Linked DNA regions of Homo sapiens: region 2 is linked to region 1. Evidence: read pairs that join two places in POLR2A ChIA-PET (ENCODE). Cell type or tissue: K562. All regions are shown on one strand. Each heading gives the region's core, and the rest is flanking DNA. Links, peaks and the distances in the headings are about the cores only. Region 1 has its middle 24 kb from the start of LINC01344. Region 2 overlaps LINC01344 (long intergenic non-protein coding RNA 1344).

Evidence for each region. ChIA-PET counts read pairs that join two places held together with the same protein. Peaks named below come from ENCODE experiments on the same cell type or tissue, not always from the same donor. Only the 100,000 strongest peaks of a DNase experiment are listed, where the experiment ranks them.
Region 2: POLR2A ChIA-PET joins it to region 1 with 5 read pairs; 3 of 35 experiments call an interaction of 5 or more read pairs at or near these places.

What each region holds. Positions count from the first base shown.
Region 1 is chr1:182,333,834-182,342,362 of GRCh38, reverse strand. It overlaps the pseudogene EIF1P3. Among named protein-coding and RNA genes, the nearest start is that of LINC01344, 24 kb to the right of the region's middle. RefSeq lists cis regulatory regions at 3,040-3,332, 3,864-4,411 and an enhancer at 4,418-5,053. In K562, for the core only: a CTCF peak has its summit at 3,173; DNase peaks (open chromatin) are centred at 3,202 and 4,142; H3K4me3 peaks cover 145 bases.
Region 2 is chr1:182,245,350-182,253,878 of GRCh38, reverse strand. The region is part of intron 2 of LINC01344 (long intergenic non-protein coding RNA 1344); the gene reads left to right. Among named protein-coding and RNA genes, the nearest start is that of LINC01344, 64 kb to the left of the region's middle. RefSeq lists a silencer at 4,412-4,611 and an enhancer at 4,166-4,667. In K562, for the core only: no CTCF peak of the experiment used is centred there; a DNase peak (open chromatin) is centred at 4,388.

The DNA.
Region 1 (8,529 bases), core at 1,187-6,186:
CTTCTCTTCCTCCTTGTTCCCTGAAGATGCCCAAGAGGCAGGCATGGACTTATTATGGGCACAAATCCTTTACATAATAGGACTTTTATTTTCAGATCCCTAGTGACCCTCAGAGTACCCATGATCCCTCTGAAATTGTATGGGCATTTGAAAAATATCTTTTTTTTCCCCCATTGGAGAGTTTGGCTATGGCTTTAATCAGATTCTTTTTGTGTTTGTCAGACAAGAAAAAAAAAAACAGTCAGTAAAAACAAAAACACTGTCCTTTTATTATCCCTGCAAGATAAAACATAATCTCCTTTTCACTTTCTGATACCTTCTTCACAATTTTATTTAGAAATAATTTTAATATTTCCAACTGTTAAAATAACCCAGCCAGGCATGGTGGTGTGTGCCTAGAGTCCCAGCTACTCTGGAGGCTGAGGCAGGAGGATCACTTGAGCCTGGGAGGTCAAGGCTGTAGTAAGCCATGATAGCACCACTGCACTCCAGCCTGGGCAACAGAGTAAGACCCGGTCTCAAAAACAAAAACAAGCACACAAACAAAAACCCTTGTAAACTTATAAATATTTGTCCAGGGCTTTTGAGTATCCAAAGATCTCAATCTCCTTTAGCTTTCAGAGACCCTGTGAAGTTACATACTACAATCACCCCATTTTACAGAGGAGGAAATAGGCTCAAGGAGGCAGGTAGGGCCGGGTGTGGTGGCTCATGCCTGTAATCCCAGCATTTTGGGAGGCTGAGGTGGGCAGATCACTTGAGGTCAGGAGTTTGAGACCAGCCTGACCAACATGACAAACCCCATCTCTACTAAAAATACAAAAATCAGCCAGGTGTGGTGGTGCACACCTGTAGTCCCAGCTACTCAGGAGGCTGAGGCAGAAGAATCACTTGAACCTGGGAGGTGGAGGTTGCAGTGAGCCAAGATTGTGCCACTGCACTCCACAGAGTGAGACTCTGTCTCAAAAGAAAAAAAAAAAAAAAAAGGAGGCAAGTAGATGACCCAGGGTGATCTAGAATTCTGATTGAAATCTCTCCCTCTAGAGAAGAAAGCACTTCTCACTCTACGCAGAGCAGAAATAGTACAACAGCCTATCACTTCCTTTGTGCCAAGAGGCTGAGAAATTGTATGCACATTAAAAAATATACATGAAAGAAATAGTTTTTGGATGGGAAAGAAGGGCTTATTTTATTTGTAGACAACTTCTCTAGGCCATGTTACCGAAGTATGTGTGGGGTAGGGGGGTTTGGGGGTTGCTTTCTTGGAAGTGATTGGATCACTGGAACCCAGGAGGCAGAGGTTGCAGATAAAAAAAGCTAGGGTGGAAAAAGACTTGAAAGGAAGGATGCCCCCTTTCCACCAATTCCCAGGAAAGTCTCCTAACATGGCCTGTCTCCTCATTTTCATCTGTAAAGGGTCATGTCTGAAAAGAGCTTTGCAGTGAAGTTCAAACAGCTGCCCACTCACATTTTTCTAGCCCACAGACTGTTTCCCTACCCAACAAACATCGTTCCAATGTCACTGTGATTGCTATCTCTGTGGCAGTAACAATACCCTGAAGACAAATCTTAGTCCAGGAGTTCAGGTTTTTACTAAGTCTCTTACTCATTTGCCTCCCGTGTTTCTTTTTACTTGGCTATTTAACATTCCCCAGCCTTGAGGACAGGGTGCATGAGAATTGTGTAATACTGATTTAAAGCTAATGTTCTATGTTGTTCTCTTCAGTCTGTATCTGTAATCTCTAGGGGCTCTGCCACGTCAGGTGCCCTCTCACAGTCTCCTGAGTCCACAGCGACTTCCTGGCACAGACAGATGCAGCACCAGGGTGCTCAAAACCACCTCCCATTCCCTCCTGTGGTCCCCAAGCTCACCCTTTTCCTGACTGCCCCGTAGCCTGAGCCTGATGTACAAACACGTGGAATCCATCTTGTTATGTAAGCTTCCTGGTTGCTGAGCTGGGTGACTCAGTGCCGAGATTGTCCCTCACTCTTTCCCAGCCTCGGGCAGCATGCTAGCCCGCACCAGGTCAGCGGCAAACTGGAATGGAAATCTAGGCCTGCTAATGGGGTCCAGCTGAGTGGCCTTCATTTCCCAGTGGAGCCTGGTGAGCCCAGCAAGCCCATGGGAACTGTCCTGGAACTGTTGTAAACTAACCCATGGGTAGAATTCTCCATCTTCCTTGCTCATTTCCTTTTACCTCCCCTTCTCAGCTTTGGCTGAAGATCACAGAAGGTTCACATTCAGCAACCCTTTGCTCTGGGGCTGCCACCTTCTGGGTCCCTGTTATGGAGTGAATGTTTCTGTCCCCCTCCAAATTCGTATGTTAAAGCCCCAACCCGCAATGTGATTGTGTTGGATGGTGGGACCTTTGGGAGGTGATTAGGTTTAGATAAGGTTATGAAGGCGAGGCCCCATGACGGGATTAGTGCCCTCTACGAGGATAAGAGACATCTTCCAAAGAGGAAGATGTATGGTGACAAGGCAGCTGTCTGCAAGTCAGGAAGAGAGCCCTCACCCGTACCTGACCATGCTGGCCCCTGGTCTCGGACTTCTCACCTCCAGAACTGTGGGAGATAAATGTCTGTTATTAAAGCTGCCCATCCCATATTTTGTTGTAGCAGCCTGAGCAGACTAAGACAGTCCCACTGACCCGAGTCCTCACCTCTGGGTTCTGGCAAGGCTCAGGCAGTGAGTGGTACTGGTGTAAGAGGATGTGCTCAAAGGTTTTAACTCAATGGTAATACAAATTCTGTCTCCTTGGCTTGAGGTTCTCATCACACAGTAGGAAACCCATGGGTTGGGGATACTGTCTATAGAGAGGACAGACAGGCTGATTTTGGTGTCTTGCTGTCTCTCATTTCCCTCCCCTGTAGGTATGCGATTGTCTCTCCTCTCCCTTCCAGGACAGGGGCAGCATCCTCCTGACTATGGTACTAGGGGCCAGAAGGCCCCAAATTCTAGCACAGGTTCTGCCACTAACCTGGCATTAGGGGTTAGGCAGCTCACTCTTTCTCTCTGTGCCTCAGGGACTCGACTGACTATCATCTGCTTTTGAATTGTTAGGCAGCTCACTCTTTCTCTCTGTGCCTCGGGGACTCGACTGACTATCACCTGCTTTTGAATTGTTACTCGTTCCATTCATTAATGGAACCAGCTCTTCCTAGTGGTGGGGTATGGTGCTGAACAAGATGGCAGTAATCCCTGCCCTTACGGAGCCTCCCCATTCCACAGTGGGGAGATAGTCAACGAGGAAACGGTTAAATAAGATAGCCACCAACTATGATGCGTGCTCTGAGGGAGATAAGCAGAATGATGAAACAGATTAACTTGGAGGAAGTGATAATTATTTAAGACTCCTTAGGCTAGGCCCAGTGGCTCATGCCTGTAATCCCAGCACTTTGGGATGCCGAGGCGGGCGGATCACCTGAGGTCAGGAGTTCGTCATCAGCCTGGCCAACTTGGTGAAATCCTGTCTCTACTAAAAATACAAAAATTAGTCTGGCGTGGTGGTGGGCATCTGTAAGCCCAGCTACTTGGGAGGTTGAGGCAGGATAATCACTTGAACCTGGGAGGCAGTGAGCCGAGATTGTATCACTGCACTCCAGCCTGGGCAACAGAGTGAGACTCCATCTCAAAAAATAAAAATAATAATAATAATAAAAGCTTCCTTCTGTAAGCTGAGAAAGCACCAGCCCATCAAACAGGGAAGAGCTTTCCAGGCAGAATTATGAGCTAATAGAAGCAAAAATGCTTGAAAAATTATACAGTGCAACACAGTTAGCAAACTTAATCTAAGTAAAAGTGCCTTCATTCTCTGCAGCTTTGTCTCATTCTTTGATTACACCCTAGAATTGGCACAGCTGCCTAGCACCTGGAAAACAGTGTTAGGGACCATGAAATCACACAAGAGGCTAATGCTAAGGCTCTTGCTGGGCACGTGTGGTGGAAAGGTGGGTGGACTAAGTGTTCTGTTCTCTTTGAGGACCTGACGATCTAATCTACACAGAGAAACCCTTTACCTCTCACAGTCCCGCATACCCAACTGCTTCAGTCCTTTGTTAATCCTTCTTTCAACATTCAACTGCCGTTTATGGAGCATCTGCCAAGAGATAGGGATCCTCCCCTGCTCTGAGCAGGAACTCAGGAAGTGATACCCTCCTCCCCATGTCACAGTCCAGGCCGAGGCTACTCCCCCAGCTTGTTCAAATTTAGGTCCACGTTGGCTATGGTCCACTTTGCTTGCTGTTTTGCTCTCCAGCTAGATCTCTTTGGGGAGCCAGAGGGGTCATCTAGGGATCACAATGTTTAGCACGCATGTTCTCTCTCTGGACAAATGTCTGCAGGCGTGTGGGGTGTGGACACACAGTGAATCTCCCTCAGGGAAGCCCAGTAGCAAACTTCACTGACTGACCAACTGAGGAAATCCCGCAAGGTTGGGCCCAGTGCTGATCTCTGGGCACATTTTCTTAGTGACAAGGGCACTGGACAGAGTCCATAATATCAGGTTTCCACTTGCTAAGCATGAAGCCTGATCTGCAGTTTTACATGTCTTAGTTGTGCTGCCCCTTCGGCTCTGACATGCTATAGCTGTGTGACTTTAGGGGGACAGTGGTTTTCTTTCTTTTCTTTTCTTTTCTTTCTTTTTTTTTTTTTTTGAGACTGAGTTTCGCTCTATCGCCCAGGCTGGAGTGCAGTGGAGCTATCTCGGCTCACTGCAACCTCTGCCTCCTGGGCTCAAACAATTCTCGTGTCTCAGCCTCCTGAGTAGCTGGGATTACAGACATCTGCCACCACGCCCAGCTAATTTTCGTATTTCTGTAAAGACGGGGTTTCACCATGTTGGCCAGGCTGGTCTCAAATTTCTGACCTCAGACCATCTGCCCCCCTTGGCCTCCCAAAGTGCTGGGATTACAGGCGTGAGCCACTGTGCCCGGCCAGGACAGTGGCTTTCAAATTTCAGTGGGCATCAGAATTTCTTAAGAGCTTGTGAAAATGCAGATTCTTGAACCTGCTGAATAAATAGCTCATTGGATGGGGTGTGTGGGAATCTGCATCTTCCAGACTAATTTATTCCTACTCTCTGGCCTGTCTCTCATCCTCCAATACCTTCGACCCTTTCTCATCTCAGGGGCTTTGACACTGCTGTTCTTCCCATCTGAATGCCTTTTCTCCCGCTCCTTAAAAGGATGGCTCGTTCTGCTTCTTCAGGTCTCAGCTCAGATGTCACCTCCTCTGAGAAGCTCTCATGGACTTCTCTATTTAAATTGTCCTCCCTCATTCATTTTGCCTACCACCCTAACTTTAACAATCTCATTTCGGTGTTTGTTTATTGTTTATTGTTTAGTTCCTTTGGTTAAGGACCTTGTTTGTCTTGAACACTACTCTAGCCTCAGTCTTCAGCAAATATTTGCAGAATGAATAAATGAAAATGTAAAAGAGGATTTCTCAAGGCCAGGGGCTCTCAAGCTTTAACATGCAACAGAATCACCTGGAAGGCTTTTTAAAATAAGATTGCTCAGTCTTTGTTCCCAGAGTTTCAGATTCTTCTTATCTGGGAGTAGGGCAGTTCTAACAAGTTTCCAGGTGCTGCTGATGCTTCTTGTCTGGGAACTGCACTTTGAGAGCCACTGCATAAAATTAAAACCCCATCTGTATCCCATTAAAGTATATCCACTGGTAAGTTGTAGAGAGAAGTTGTAGAGAGGAGTCCGAGAGGAGGAAGTTCAAATGAGTTGGTCTCAAAGGTACTTGGAAAAAGTAACGGGCTTCAGGACAATGCTAAGGTCTCTTTCCTCTTGGAGATCTTGGGTTTCTGAGATAAAAGACTGCTCCCCGACACTTTTTTTTTGGCTCTTTTCAGTTTATTGCATGAAGGAGTTACACTAGTCCAAGTTAAGAGCAGACCCCAAACGGTTACATTACATAAGCTGTGGAGGTTTTCCAAGTTGTGACAAGGGACAGAAGGGAAATTCTACTCAGTGCAAGGAAATCCTCACTTAAGCTTCAGTGAGCCACAGGCACTTAAAACACATGAACCTTCAGCTGATCGTCCTTAGCCAGTCCAAGCTCTACGAGGAACTGGCATATGTTATTGCATTGGTCACCCTGAGGCTGAATTACTTCTCCATACTCTGGATGCTCAATTACAGTACCATTGCAGGCAAAATTCTTAAATGCCTTCACTAGTTTCTTTTTATCATAATCATCAGCAATCCCTTGGACAGTAGTAAGGGTCTTCCTGCCATTTCTCTGTTGAATTCTTATATGGATATAATCCTCAGTGCCAGCAGGAAGCAGGTCATCACCCTTACTTGCATCAGCAAAGGGGTCGAAAGAGTGGAGGTTCTGGATAGCGAACTTACAATACGATTCCTTTTCCTCGGTGGAAACGGCCTGCGGAAGGCAGCGGTGGCGGGAGAAGGCAGGCAGCCGGGACGGAATGTCAGGAAGTGAGGGGGCTCAAAAGGGAGGCTGCTGAGTCCTCGGTGGTGGCTCAGTGACTGGACCCCCCTGCTTTTTTTTTTTTTTTTTCTTGTAGAGATGAGATCTCATTATGTTGCCCAGACTGGTCTCGAACTCCTGGCCTCAAGCAATCCTTCTGCCTGGGCCTCCCAACATGTTGAGATTATAGGTATGAGCCACCACATCCAGCTCAAAGGCTGCTTTTCTGATGAGGAAGTTGTGGACAAATAAGTCTATTCTTCTTCAGCTACCAGAATAAGAAAAGCTTAGAAAATGATTCTTAGGCTCCCAAACTGAACATCCAACAGATTCTCAAGTTGCTGTGGTGACCTGTGTTTCTAAATCAAGTCCTGCTTCCACAATTCCAAAAGAGTAATTAATAAATCAGAGATTAGGAAATGGGAAAAGAAGAAATTCTTATCCTCATCCAAAGACAGCTTTTCCCAGAGTATATTCTGAAGAGCATTAGTTCCATAATTAACAGCAAGATGAAAGCGTTCCATGGTCCAGTGAAATTCAGTGATACCGAAAGCCGTATCCATTACTTGGAGGCTCACAGTACATACCTGCAAAGTCTCATAGTCCAGAAATCAGTTTAAGACAGTTAAGCTCCATCCTGGGCAACATAGTGAGACCCTGTCTCTACAAATAATAAAAAATTAGCTGGACATAGTGGTGAGCACCTTCCAGCTACTTGGGAGGCTGAGGCAAGAAGATTGCTTGAGCCCAGGAAGTCGAGGCTTCAGTAAACCATGATCATGCCACAGCACTCAGCTCGGGCAACAGAGTGAGTCCCTCAAAAAGAAAAATGCTGTTAAGCTCCTCCTTCCTTCTTTCCCTCCTTCCTTCCTTCCTTCCTTCCTCTGTCTCTTTCTCTCTCTCTCTTTTTCTCTCTTTCTTTCTTTTTTCTTTCTTTTTTGAGACAGGATCTCACTCTGTCACCCAGGCTGGAGTGCAGTGGCATGATCACAGCTCACTGCAGCCTCAATCTCCCCAGGCTCAGGTGATCCTTCCACCTCAACCTCTGAGTAGTTGAGATTTTTTTTTTTATTTTTTGTAGAAACAGGGTCTTGCCATGCTGCCCAGGCTGGTCTCGAACTGCTGGACTCAAGTGATCCACCGCCTTAGCCTCCCAAAGTGTTGGGATTAAGGCGTGAGCCCTAAACTGTCTTTTGATATAAAACCAAAGAGCATTTTTGCTCATCACATATCCTGAGGCACATATTTAGAGAAGCACTGCCTTTGGGGACCTTTTCTCTTTAATGGGAGAAATTTTGTTTTGTTTTGGATGGAAACTTCATGTAAACATGAAAAACACTCTGATACACACACACACACACACACACACACACACACACACACACACACACACACACATTGCCTTAGTCCCCAGATAGGCAGGAAAGACAATATCCGGAATGACCGTTCCAGTTTTCGTCCCTTCCAGATGTGAAGCTGCCCTGAGGTGTGTGACATGGGATGTTGTCTCTACCTGGGTGGGGACCTGAGGTTGCTCTTTGATTGGGCAGTTAGGGTGAGTGGAGGAGGAAGCTCTGGGGGTGAGTGATAGGCAGCCAGGAAAGTGATGGCTTGGGGAGTAGACAGTGGAATTTTCCCCTGAAAATCCTTTTGAACTGAAGCGGATTTGAATGTTGCACCCATGGTCACCTAGATCCCAGGGCTAAATGATTTTTCTCTTCATTTTCCAGTAATAATTAACATTGCTGTAGTGATCACAGGCAGTTTGGAGACAGTTTGTCTGGCTGTAGTGATGGAAACAAGAAGGAAACTCCTCCCCAAACCCCTCAGGGAAACTTTCTTTTCTCTTCTGACAGTTGGTGGGAAGAGGGGGACACTGAAACATTCCTTAATTGGCAAGGATTGCTCTGCCTTTTTTTTTTTTTGAGAGGGAGTCTCTCACTGTCGCCCAGGCTGGAGTGCAGTGGCATGATCTCGGCTCACTGCAAGCTCCACTTCCCAGGTTCATGCCATTCTCCTGCCTCAGCCTCCTGAGTAGCTGGGACTACAGGCACCCGCCACCACGCCCGGATAATTTTTTTGTATTT
Region 2 (8,529 bases), core at 2,172-7,171, 89 kb after region 1:
GCTGGGATTACAGGTGTGAGCCACTGCGCCTGGCCAGCAACCTCAGTTCTTGCCTCCTCAGAAAAAAGAATTCAACCCAGGGGCATAAGGCAGAAGGAGAGACCCAGGCAAGTTATACAGAGGGAGTGAAAGTTTATCAAAAAGTTTTAGAGCAGGAATGAAGAAAATACAGTACACTTGGAAGAGGGCCAATTGGGTGACTTGAGAGATCAAGTGCGCAGTTTGACCTTCAACTTGGTGTTATGTATGTTGGCAGGCTTTCCGGGTTGTGTTACATCTCTTCTGATTCTTCCCTTGGGGTGGGCTGTCCGCATGTGCAGTGGCCTGCTAGCACTTGGGAGGGGCCACATGCACAGTGTGTTTACTGGCGTTGTGCATGTGCTCACTCGAGGCTCTCTTCCCTTACCAGTTGGGTGTTCTAGAAGGTCATATACCAGTTAAACTCTGCCATTTTGCCCCTGAGTGTGCATGCTTGAGCCCACTCGCCCACCTCCTGAGATCTTATCAGGAAGCTGCTGCTCACCAGTTTCAGGTGTTTTCTGTCTATTGGGAGACACTAGCTGCAACCAATTATTATTGATTTAGCCACCACCTGACCATCAACTGATGGTCACCTGACATTCCTGGTGCAGGGGGAAGTGAGGGGGCACCTTGTCCTGCCCTTCTCATGTCTGCCTAACTACCTACTGCTATAACAATAGTTGAATCGTTGTACATGTAATTTTGGGGACCATGTGATATTCTGATACCTGTACACAATGTATAATGAGCAAATCAGGGTATTTGGGATGTCTATCACTCAAATAGTTATCTTTTCTTTGGGTTGGGACCATTATAATTCTTCTATTTTGAAATATGTAATAAATTATAGTTAACTATAATCTCTCTACTGTACTATCAAGTACCAGAAGTTATTCCTCATAATTGTATATTTGTACCCCTTAACCATCTTCTCTTTATTTCCCCTCCCTACTTTCCTTTCCAGCCTCCGGTAACCATGATTCTACTCTCTACCTCTATCAGATCCACTTTTTTAGCCCTTACATATGAATGAAAATATGCAGTATTTGTCTTTCTGTGCCTGGCTTATTTTGCATAACATAATGACTTCCAGTTCCATCTGTGTTGCTGCAAGTGACAGGATTTCATTCTTTTTTATGGCTGAATAATATTTCCTTGTGCATATATGCCATATTTTCTTTATCCATTTATCCATTGATGGACACAGGTTGATTCCATATCTTGGCTCTTGTGAATAGTGCTGCAATAAATATGGGAGTGCACATATGACTTTGATATACTGATTTCCATTCTTTTGGATATATACCCAGCAGTGGGATTCCTGAATCATATGGTAATTCTATTTTTAGTTTTTTGAGAAATCTCCATACTGTTTTCTATATGGCTATATTACCACACATTCCCACCAACAGCGTACAAGGGTTCCTCTTTCTCCACATCCTTACCAGCATTTGCCACTGTTTCTTTTATTTATTTTTTAACTTTTCTTTATTTATTAATATTAATTATTTTTTTGACGGCTCTCACTCTGTAGCCCAGGATGGAGTGCAGTGGCACGAACATGGCTCACTGCGTCCTTGACCTCCCAGGCTCAAACCATTCTCCTGCCTCAGCCACCTGAGTAGCTGGGAATACAGGCACACACACCATGTCCTCCTAAGTTTTTGTAGAAACAGTGTTTTGTCATATTGCCCAGGGTGGTCTTGAACTCCTGGACTCAAGTGATCCACCCACCTCGGCCTCCCAAAGTGTTGGGATTACAGGTGTGAGCCACCATACCTGGAATATTTTATTCTTTTAGAGACAGGGTCTACCTCTGTTGCAAGGCTGGAGTGCATTAATGCAATCATAGCTGACTGCAGCCGCAAACTCCTGGCCTCAAGTGATCCTCCTGCCTTGACCTCCCAAAGCACTGGGATTACAGATGTGAGATACCATGCCAGGCCTATTTTTTGTCTTTTTGATAATAGCCATTCTAACTGGAATGAAATTATATCTCATTGTGGTTTTGATTTGCATTTCCCTAATGATTGATGTTGGGCATTATACCTGTTGGCCATTTGTATATCTTCTTTTGAGAAATGTCTATTCAGGTCTTTTGCCCATTTTCAAATTGGATTATTTGTCTTTTGCTATTGAGTTGTTTGAGTTCCTTCTATATTCTGGTTACAAATCCCTTGTCGGGTGGATAGTTTACAAATATTTTTCTCCCATTCTGTAGGTTGTCTTTTTGCTTTGTTGATTGTTTCCATTGTTGTGCAGAAGCTTTTTAGCTTGATGTAATCTCATTTGGCCATTTTTGCTTTTATTGCCTGTGCTTCTGAGGCCTTATGCAGATAAATCTTTGCTCAAACCGATGTCCTGTACCATCTCCCCAGTGTTTTTCTTTTAGTTGTTTTATAGTTTAAGGTCTTACACTTAAGTCTTTAATCCATTTTGAGTTGATTTTTGTATATGGTAAAAATGAGGATCTAGTTTCATTATTCTGCATATGGATATCCAGTTTTCCCAAAACCATTTATTAATGAGGCCATTCTTTCTCCAATGTTCTTGGGGTTTTTGTCAAAAATGAGTTGGCTGTAAGTGCATGGATTTATTTCTGGGTTCTCTATTCTGTTCCATTGGTCTATGTGTCTGTTTTTATGCCAGGACCATGCTGTTCTGGTTACTAGAAGGTTTCTGTCTTTTTAAAAAGCCCACAGAAAATTTAATGTGCAGTCTAGGTGGGAAACCACTGAACCAGACCTTTACCTATTACTAGGTGATTCCTGTCCCCATAGAAGAAAATACACTTGTTGTGACTGGGGATGAGGTGGGAGGCAAAGATACAAAAACCACCAGAAACAGGCTCTACAGAAACCAGATAAATGAAGGCATATTTTCAATGATACCCCGTGAGTCTCTATATTCAACAAAGATCCTGTGAACCTTTCAACACACACTATTGTATAAAATCCACATTTCAAGCATTAATGTCAAATTGTTTATTAATAGACTGTAAAAGTAAGGATATTGTTTTAAAAATTTCTTTGATTTGAGTTTCTTAAATGGGCAAGAAAATTTCCTATTAGAGCTTTGTTCTGTTTCTTACATCAATGAGTTATTTAACTGAAATTCTTTTTTATCTTTAAAATGGAGATAATGATTATTTTAATAACTTGAAAGTAGTTGTGAGGCCAAATTAGACAAAAGCACTTTTCAAAGAGCTAAACATTTATATATAGTACTATTATTATTTACTATTATTTCATTACATTTTCATTCCACATATGACTTGACTCAGTGGGCCTTAGTCTTGTTTTTCAAAAGGAGAATTTGGGAAATTACTCTGGTTATTATAATCTATCTTCTTAATGTCCTTATTTTTATTTTGGTTAGCATCCTTAGTAGCAAAAAACTAGCAGAAGTGCTAAATAGGTGACCCCCACCAAGTGACTCACAAAGGCAAAGTATTATAAAGGGTTCTTCTCTCCTAGGTTATTTAATAGTACTTTTTCTGACCCTATCTCTACTCTCATACTATGAAAATACTCATTTGAAGGCCCAAGGAAAAGCCAGTGATTTTAGTACACATGATCACAACAACAGAGCTGTCCACAAAGGGCTGTTGTCAGCACAGAGTGAGAAGGTGAATACGAAAACACTTGGTAAACTATGAGGTGCTGGGCATGGTGGCAATGGTGGTGGTGGTGATGATGGAGATGATGATGTTAATGACAATGACACACACCAGTTTGCTAATCCTGCATAAATATGTAGGAACATGAACTACTGGTCCCCACTAGACTAATAGGTGTACCAAGGAGATAGGACAGCCTCAGTAAAAAGGATAAATCCTGTGGAGTGAAGCCAAGGACTGACCAGCTATGACGATGATAGTTCTAGGTCTCCACCCCATCCCTCTCCAACCTAGGAAATGCCAAACAACTTCTATAGCAGTCTTCATTGGGTTTTCTTCTGCATGTTACTATTTTTTTTTTTTTTTTTGAGCTGGAGTCTTGCTCTGTCACCAGGCTGGAGTGCAGTGGTGCGATCTTGGCTCATTGCAACCTCCGCCTCCCGGGTTCTAGCAATTCTCCTGCCTCAGGCTCCATAGTAGCTGAGATTACAGGCATGTGCCACCACGCCTGGCTAATTTTTTGTATTTTTAGTAGAGACAGGGTTTCACCATGTTGGCCAGGATGGTCTCGATCTCCTGACCGAGTGATCCTCCCGCCTCGGCTTCCCAAAGTTTTGGGATTACAGGCGTGAGCCACCGGGCCTGGCCTGCATGTTTCTTCTTAGCTAGTTCACTCGAAGCTTCATTATACATGCCTCTTGCTTAACTAAGCTCCTCCTCTCACACCATCTGGGCAGGTTCCACCCTGGAGACCTTAGGATGGGACGCAAACATTGTCAAAGGGCGGAGTGCAGGAAGGCAGGGGCGGCGGCGAAGGTCTGTTTACTGATCCTCTGGAAAGGTTCATGAATTACTTGTTCTTACCACCGACTGACTGCTCATTCTCTCACAGCTAAGCGCTCATAAAAGAGCCACACTTTTGAGAGGAAATCTGTGAGCTAAGACTAAAAGCCAGGATGCTTGTTCTGAGTCAGAAACTTTCAATGTGACTGCAAGAAAGTTAGTCTTAGGTTTCTCGCTTGGTAAATGGGAATGACAGTACCTACCTTTCAGAAGTTATAACCTAGAAGTTCATAGGTTGAAATTTTGTTTACAGTTGTATTTTAAGATTTAAAAAAAAAATGCTTTAAGCAGGACATATATTCAGACAGTCCTCATCATTCACTCCCTGTTGTTTTCCCAAAGTATTATCTAACTCAAAGCTTTAGTGAGGGGATACCTTGAGGTAATAAATGGAATGCCCAGGGGTTCATTCATTCCTTTAGCAAACATTTCACTGCTTACTAAATCCCAGAACCTAACCCAGCAAGGGCCCGGGGTTGCGGGGAGGAATGAGATGCCGTGGCCACCCTGGGGGAGTTTCCAGTTTTGTGGGGAAGGCAGACACAGAAAAGCACTGGAAATAGCAAACTAACGCAGGAACAGAAAACCAAACACCTCATGTTCTCACTAATAATTAGGAGCTAAATGATGAGAATTCATGAACGCAAAGAGGGGAACAATAGACACTGGGGTCTACTAGAGGGTGGAGGGTGGGAGGAGGGAGAGGAGCGGAAAAGATAACTATCGGGTACAGGGTTTAATACTGGGTGGTGAAATAACCTGTACAACAAACCCCCATGCCACGAGTTTAGTTATATAACAAACCTTCACATGTACCCCTGAACCTAAAATAAAACTTAAGAAGAAAAGTACATGCAGTTACCCCGAGTGCTCAGAGAAGGCAGCTGCAATTCCATTTTGGTGTGAAGATTTAAATGACTTCATAGGGGAACAGGAGTGGGAAAAATGGAAAAAATTGGGTTACAAACTAAACCAATGTGAAAGATTTATTAACCTTCCAAAGAAGTTCACTTGTTTTTTTTTTTTTTTTTTTGCAAATATAAGAAGTATCATTATCTCTTTTTTAAATATGGGGAAAGATGGTACTAAAATGATGTGAACTATATATAGGGTCAAGACAAAGAACATCTTGGCAGCCTAACTCCTAGCGAATGCTCTTTAAACAGTGCTCCTCAATTCTTGCACCTGCCTAAAAGTTGCCTTAACTTCTTCACCTCTTCTCTCTCTCACATTTGTATATCACCCTTCTCCGGGAATTTTTTTTTTTTTTTTTTTTTTTTTGAGACAGTCTTGCTCTGTCACTCAGGCTGGAGTGCAGTGGCATGATCATGACTCACTGCAGCCTCAAACTCCTGAGCTCAAGTGATCCTCCCACCTCAGCCTCTTGGGTAGCTGGAACTACAGGTGTGTGTCACTATGTTCAGCTAATTTGTTTTTGTTGTTTTGTAGAGATGGGTCTCACTATGTTGCCCAGGCTGGTCTCAAGTTGTCTCAACTCCTGGCTCAAGTGATCCTCCCACCTCGGCCTCCCAAAGTTTTGGGATTATAGGTATGAGCTGCTATGCCCAGCTTCCTCTCTTTTTTTTCCCCATGCAGATGTGGCCCAAGTTCTGCCTTCTTTCTCCCAACTCCATCACCTTCCTTTGACTCCCTCTGGGTATTCCTTTCAGGCTAAGCAGGTGGCTGGCTGTGAAATCAGGGAAAATAGTCACTCTCTCTAGCATCACAGCTTGTGGGGGCCTATGGCCATCCCACGCTGGTCTTATCTTTGAGGATTCTTCTGAGAAGTCCCATAGCTTCAGTAGCAGGTTTGAATGACTGAGGGGACGATTCTTTTGTTTCTTTAGGTCTCAGTGGCTCCTCTCTCTAAAGAACTTACATTGGATTGAGAAAGCAGAATCATCTCTATCTTGAGTGACCATTCCCGACTCTAGAGGGGACTTGATGTCATTCCTTCTTCTTCCTTTTTTTTTCATCAGAGTCTGGCTCTGTTGCCCAGGCTGGAGTGCAATGGCGCTATCTCGGCTCACTACAACCTATGCCTCCCGGGTTCAAGCAATTCTTGTGCCTCAGCCTCCAGAGTAGCTGGGATTACAGGTGTGTGCCACCATGCCCAGCTAATTTTTGTATTTTTAGTAGAGACAGGGTTTCACCGTGTTGGCCAGGCTAGTCTCAAACTCCTGACCTCAAGTGATTCTCCCTCCTCAGCCTCCCAAACTGTTGGGATTACAGGTGTGAGCCACCGTGCCCGGCCTCATTCCTGCTTCTCGAGGGAGACTTTCAATATACTCTGCACAAGCTTCCCATCCGATTTGCATATCACTCCTGAAAATTGGCTCCTAAAAGAAGCCAGCCAGTCATGTTGCGTGGTGTTTTTTCTGCATGGTCTAGCATGCCAAGTAGCAAGCTATACCTGCAGGCCAAATCTGGCCCACTGCCTGTTATGATGCAACCCATGAGCTTTGAATGGTTTTTACCTTTTGAAATGGTTGAAAATAATCAAAACAACTATAGTATTTAATGATGTGAAAATTATATAAATTCAAATTTCAGTGTTCCTAAAGTTTTGAATGTCATCAATAAAAGTTTGTGGAAATTTCTTTTCTCCTTTGCTATATAAGTATTTAAAGAATCTCTTTGAGTTTGTTTCTTTTCTTTTTTTTTTTTTTTTTTTTGAGACGGAGTTTCCACTCTTGTTGCCCAGGCTAGAGTGCAATGGCACGATCTCGGCTCACCGCAACCTCCGCCTCCTGGGTTCAAGCGATTCTCCTGCCTCAGCCTTCCAAGTAGCTGGGATTATAGGCATGTGCCACTATGCATGTATTTTTAGTAGAGATGGGGTTTCTCCATGTTGGTTAGGCTGTTCTCGAACTCCCGATCTCAGGTGATCTGCCCGCCTCGACCTCCCAAAGTGCTGGAATTACAGGCGTGAGCCACCACACCTTGCCTTGATTTTGTTTCTTAGCCTTTAAGGCCTAAAATATTTATTATCTGATTCTTTTTTTTTTTTTTTTTTTTTTGAGATGGAGTCTCGCTGTGTCTCGCCCAGGCTGGAGTGCAGTGGTGTGATCTCAGCTCATTGCAACCTCTGCCTCCTGGGTTCAAGCAATTCTCCTGTCTCAGCCTCCAGAGTAGCTGGGACTACAGGCATGTGCCACCACAGCTGGCTAATTTTGTATTTTTATAAAAATACTAGAGAAGGGGTTTCACCATTTTGGCCAGGCTGGTCTCGAACTCCTGACCTCAGGTGATCCACCCACCTTGGCCTCCCAAAGTGCTGGGATTACAGGCCTGAGCCACCGTGCCCAGCTATTATCTGATTCTTTATAGAAAATGTTTGTCAGCTCTGTCCTTTTTCCATTTCCTTCTCATTCCTCTTTTTCCAGGAAGGAGTTGAGCTTCAGCGGAAGAAGTTTATAAAACCTGCCTGAATGCCCTAAAAACTCCCCATTCTCTTCATGTGCTCCTAAATCCAAAATGTCTTTCTTCAGAAGGCTGAATCAGATGTGAAGGCTCTCTTCGACACTCTAGACCAGTGCTGCCCAATAGAACGTTGTGCAGTGATGGGAATGTTCTAGAATTGCTGCTGTTCAGTGTGGTAGCCACTAGCCACATGAGGGTATTGTGCATTTGAAAGGTGGCCAGTGTGACTGAGGAACTGAATTTTCAATTTCATTTAATTTTAATTAACTTAAATAGCCACATCTGTCTAGAAGCTAGTTTATTAGACAACATTACTTGTTCAGAGAACCTGAACAAGTGTCAGACTAATTCAAGAGGGAAGTAAGAGAAATTTTGGTGGTCAGCAATCTGAGTTCCTACAGAGAACCCTGATTTTTATACTGACTAGTTTTTAAGTTTGATTTGCTTATTTTGATTCTAATCAGCTTAGCAAACATTTATTGAGTACCTACTATGTTCCAGACATTCGCCCAACATTTACATATTAATGGTAGCATAGGTTCCTGATGTCAAGAGCTCTGAGTCTAGAAGTGAGATAACAAATTAGGCACTTATTCTCCAAAGCAGGAGTAGTGTTTCCTCAA